Regions from separate parts of the Homo sapiens genome. Here region 1 is linked to region 2. A link is a loop called in an ENCODE intact Hi-C map of the cell type or tissue named here. Cell type or tissue: prostate gland. All regions are shown on one strand. Region 1 has its middle 80 kb from the start of LINC02132. Region 2 has its middle 9.9 kb from the start of FOXF1.

Region 1 (2,500 bases), 500 kb after region 2:
GCAGATCACTTGACACAAGCCTGGGCAACGTGGCGAAACCCCATCTCTACCAAAAATACAAAAAATTAGCTGGGCATGGTGGCATGCGCCTGTAATACCAGCTACTCTGGAGGCTGAGGCACGAGAATCGTTTGAACCCGGGAGGCAGAGGTTGCAGTGAGCCGAGATCACACCACTGCACTCCAGCCTGGGTGACAGAGTGAGACTCCATATCAAAAAAAAAAAAAAAAAAAAAAACCAACTAGAATAATTATAATAGTTACCGTAAGAAAAGTTATGTGAATGTGCATGTACATTCTCTTCCTCTCACTCTCTCTGGAATTTTCCGTTTAATATTTTCAAGCTGAGGTTGACCAAGGGTAACTGAACCCATGGAAAGTGACACCTTGAACAAGAAGGGACTGTACCCAGCAGAGGAGTCTTTGCGTCATGGGGGATGGATATAGTGGACATTGCCACAGAGTCTTCCGAAGTGGTTGCAACAAATTTCATCCCATCAAATCGCATGAGGGCTTGAGTTGCTCCACAGCCTGTCCGGAATTTGGTGTTGTCTGTCTTCTTCTTTTTAACCATTTGCCCACCCCTTTTATTTTACAGTTGAGGATGCTGAGGCCAAAGAGATGTGTCATTCCCAAGACTCCACAATTTGCCCCATCTCTAGTCCAACCCACTGGTCTTATGGATGAGAACAGAGAGGCTCAGAGAGCAAATGGCCTTGCCCAAGGTCACAGACACAGCAAGACCAGCAACCAGGTCTTCAGACCCCACATGCTCCTTTCCTGGCCCCAAACTGCCAGGGAACGTGGTTCTCAAAGTACAGTCAGAGGACCTGCAGCATCAAAGTCGTCTTGGAGTCTGTTAAAATGCATATTTCCAGGCCCCACTCTAGACCTGTTGAATTCAAATCTCTGAGGATGAGGCCCTGGAATCAGCATTTTAGCCAGCACGGAGAATGTTTTTGAGAGTTAGTTGGGTCCTTGCATGGATCCTGAAGGAACATCGTGTAATTTTTTAGTTTGTTCACTAGAGGGAGCCAGTGCCCCAGGGACACAACCATGAAGCTTCCCTGAGAACCGCAAAACAGCAAGTTTCCCATCTGGGACCAGGTGGCTGACAGCGATGGCTGCTGTTTAGGAGAGATGCTCCAGTCACTCCAGTCAATAGAATTCAGAAAAAGGGAGCATCTTAATTAGACAGGAGTCAGAAAACCTGAGTTCTAATGCAACCCCGCCACCTGACCTTAAGCAGCCACATCTGTCAGATTCTCCGTGCAGCCTAGGCAGAACCCTTCACTCCCCGACCCTGTTTCCTCGTCTGTGAAGTAGAGCTTTGGGCCCAAATGGCTTCTGAGACACGTTAATGTCTACAAAACATTAGGAAGCCGGAGGCGATCTTGTCACACAGATGTTGAGAGGTTATCGTGATGCCTCTGCTGTTATTTCACGGGTTTTATGGTACCACGCCACACATCGCATACTCTCTAGCCAGGGAACGCAATGGAGATTGTTGTGCCTGCTTGCAAGGTCTGGAGCCAGGGCAGCCGTATTGGGCCCAGGAGGGAAGATATCCAAGAAATACATGCTGAGAATAGCAGCACTAAAAATGGAAAGAGCCTCAGCTATTCACCATGTCACTGGCTTGCCGAATGACCAACCCCAGAGCTTCTCTACCTTGGAACTTCTTGTGATGTACGTTGATAAACCCCTGGTAGCTCACCCCAGCTGGGGTTGAATCTTCTGTTTCCTGCAGCTGAAGGCATTCCATCTGGCTTGCTTCTCTCACGTGATTGACCCATTGTCTTCCTGGTGGCTAAGAAACATGACTTTCTCATGCCAACAGTGACCATGAGCACTGCATCAGACCAGGCCCCACGGCTGATACAAGGAGTTCCCAGGAGACAAAGCCCTGTCTTGGGAAGTGAGGTTAGAGAGACAAGACAGAGGGGCGTGGGAAGTTGACAGCAAACCTAGAGCAGTCACAAGGACAAGGAACGGGGCAGTGAGTGCTCTGGCACCTCATGGTTCACAGTGGGCCAGACTGTGGGGGCACCAGGGAGGGCTTCCAAATAGTCATAGCAAAGGATCTTTCTGCATCTGATTACCAACTCCTTCACTGTTCTACCATTCTTTAAGGTAAGCCCAAGATTTCTTAATTTGTACAGACCATGGTTTGTGATGAAAACCCTCCTCCCCTGAGAATTTCCACCCTTCTCTGTCCAACCAGGAGGCCCCACGTGGAACTGGCGTATTTCTTACATGGATGGCTGTCCTCCCTAGACCATGGTTGATTCTGACCTACAGAACATTTCCATCATCACCCTAAGTTCTATCAGAAGGCACTGCCTTTGAACTGCCTTGAATCTATTCATCTTTATTTTATTTTATTATTTTATTTTTGAGACAGAGTCTCACTGTCACCCAGGCTGGAGTGCAGTGGCATGATCTTGGCTCACTGCAAACTCCACCTCCTGGATTCAAGAGATTCTCCTGCCTCAGCCTCC
Region 2 (2,500 bases):
TTTGTAGATGGAGAAACTGGGGCATAGAGTATTGGCGGCTTGTTTCCTGGTGCATTGCAGAGCCGCAGGTTGGGGGGATCTGGGCGCCCCTCTTCTGTCCCCCTCTCCCGGCCACCCACCGCCCCAGCAAGTCCCCATGACTTTGCCAATGTCAGTGATCATCCCGTGTTTTTACCAGAGACCATCTGGGCACTTATTCAAGCAAGCAGAGACGCTTAGGGAACCCACACTCCCATTCCCGCGAACACGGCAGCACTTCTTCATGTGAATGGAACCTTTTCTTTTTGATGTCCATAAATCGCAGAGGTCGGAATGGAGCTGACGTGTGACCATGCGGTTTGCGCGTTTTGCACTCTGGATGGTTTGGAAGCAATGAGCTCAGGCCCTGAGTACTGAATTGTGAGCAAATTAAACATCCCTACCCACCTTGCAGGGTGAATTAGCTCACTTAAGCCTTAGAAGAGTCCCAGGAAGCGTGTACTACTGTTTCCCTTTTCCAGATAAGACAGATGTGGCTCAGAAGGGCTCTGTGACTCCCTGCGGTCTCATAGCAGAGTCGGCCACAGCGTCAAGCCCCTCCCTGCTGGGCGGGAGAAGGCTGTCCCCCGGAGAAACACCACGTGCTCATCTCTTGACCACAAGCAGGGCCTCAGGGGTCACGAAGCCACCGCAGCTTGTCGGAACAGAGAGACCATTTAATGGTCGAAGAGTGCCGTGCTGGAGCCAGGCACACCAGGGTTTGCACCGTGTCCTGGCTGTGTGGCCTCTAAGTGCTTGCCCTCTCTGTGCCTGGTTTATTCACTGTAAGCCTTTCACAGGTTATTATTTATTTAAGCCTCACAGCAATGCTATGGGAGCCCTACTCTTACCATCATCCCCACTGTAACGATGGGGAAGCCGAGGTGAGCAGAAGAGAGACACCTGTGCAGGCTCACGAAGTTGAGAAGAGAGGGAGTCGGGACTCGAACCCAGGCCCTGTGACTCCCGTGCTCTGACCCGCTACATCCCTTATCTGCTCCTCCTAGAACGGCGGGGTCCCTGAGGGTGCAGGGAGATGTCTCCTGTGGCCAACGGAGCACAGCTGCCTCACTCAGGAATGGGGTTGGAAGTCATTTTTACTTTCTTCGTTTCACTTTTCTAAAGTTTTTTTTTTTTTATTTGGAATAAGCCACGTCATTTGTGTAATTAGAAAAACACTGCATTAACTGACCCCCGACCAAATAAAATAAAATAAAAAGCCAGCTACGCCTTGACAAAGGTCAAAGGGTCTGAAATAGAGCAATCAGGTTCATTCCTCGCATCCGCGGCTGCCCATCCTGGGGAAGATCAATTTTCCTGATGGGACGGATTTTAAGGGCCCAATAGCATCTGCACGAAGTGGACAGCAGGTGGCGCTGCCGCCGTGTAGAGAAACAGCCGAGCGGGAAATCCCCAGGGTGGGTCAGAGGCTGCCCCGCAGGAAGGACCCTGGTGTCCTGGGTCCTCTTGTTTCCCAAGAGGTTTCCTGACCCTGAGCTCTCTCCCTGGGGCGGGCATCGCAGCGAAGGCCCCTGGGAAGTGAGCCGGGACAGCTGCCCTCCTGTCCCTCCTGTCCTCATGACCTACATTTGCTGTGGCCTCGCCCAGCCTCCCCTGGCTGCCTCCCCTTGCCCTGCCCACTTTGCTGGCCCACCTCCCGCACCTGGACAGAGGCGGCGCAGTCCTCTCTGCTCAGTCAGGCTGGCGACCCTGCCGAGGAGTCACAGCAGAAAGCCAGGGTTGGCCAGTGCTTCCTGCCTCACAGAAACGCCATGCACTAATAGATCACAGCCTGTTTGGGGGGAAGTGTCCGGAACGGAAATGTTGCTCTCCTCTTCCAGGGACATTTGCAGACTCAGCACGCTTCCCCGTGGCCCAGACCCCAGACCTGCCGGGGAACACGGGGTGGGGGGAACCCGGCGTCCGTGCCTGCTCCCTGGAGTGCTGGCGGCAGTTTCCATAAAATGCCTGCGGCGGCTGGTCACAGCACTACAGCACTCTCAAGGGCCCTGCGTGTGGCACTGCTCCTCCCTAGGCTGCCACCCCACAGGCATAGAACATTGTCCAAAATAAGTCAGAGAGGATGCCTGCACCTGGTCCCAGCGACCCTCCGCCCCTGCTCTGCCAGGCTTCCTCTTGGTTGTGTCCCCAGCAAACATCCTGCACTGTGGGATGGGAGAAAGACCACCATAGGGACCATGTAGACACTGCATCTGGGCAGCTTTCTCCCTCTGCTAAGGACATTTGTGGTCATCCTGCCCTTGCTGTCGTTGTTGCTTCAGAGTGTCCACATGACCCCAGGTGTCCTGATGCTGGAAGCAGCTGGATGGTACTGCAGGACATGGCCCTGTGTATTCAGCTGCTGGGTAGTGCATGGCCTGGGCATCTACTCCAATGGGGACCGCACACCTTCCCACCTCAATGCCAGTTGCTGTGCGACCACCACACCCTTGCTCCCTTGCCACTGGGCTGGGACAACACG

Evidence for each region. Peaks named below come from ENCODE experiments on the same cell type or tissue, not always from the same donor. Only the 100,000 strongest peaks of a DNase experiment are listed, where the experiment ranks them.
Region 1: it touches region 2 in a loop (9-fold over the local background); 2 of 110 quality-filtered maps call a loop at or near these places.

The regions. Positions count from the first base shown.
Region 1 is chr16:86,015,105-86,017,604 of GRCh38, reverse strand. No RefSeq gene overlaps it. Among named protein-coding and RNA genes, the nearest start is that of LINC02132, 80 kb to the right of the region's middle. In prostate gland, a CTCF peak has its summit at 1,026 (motif pointing right); a DNase peak (open chromatin) is centred at 1,024.
Region 2 is chr16:86,519,154-86,521,653 of GRCh38, reverse strand. No RefSeq gene overlaps it. Among named protein-coding and RNA genes, the nearest start is that of FOXF1, 9.9 kb to the right of the region's middle. In prostate gland, a CTCF peak has its summit at 1,384 (motif pointing right); a DNase peak (open chromatin) is centred at 1,403; H3K27ac peaks cover 563 bases.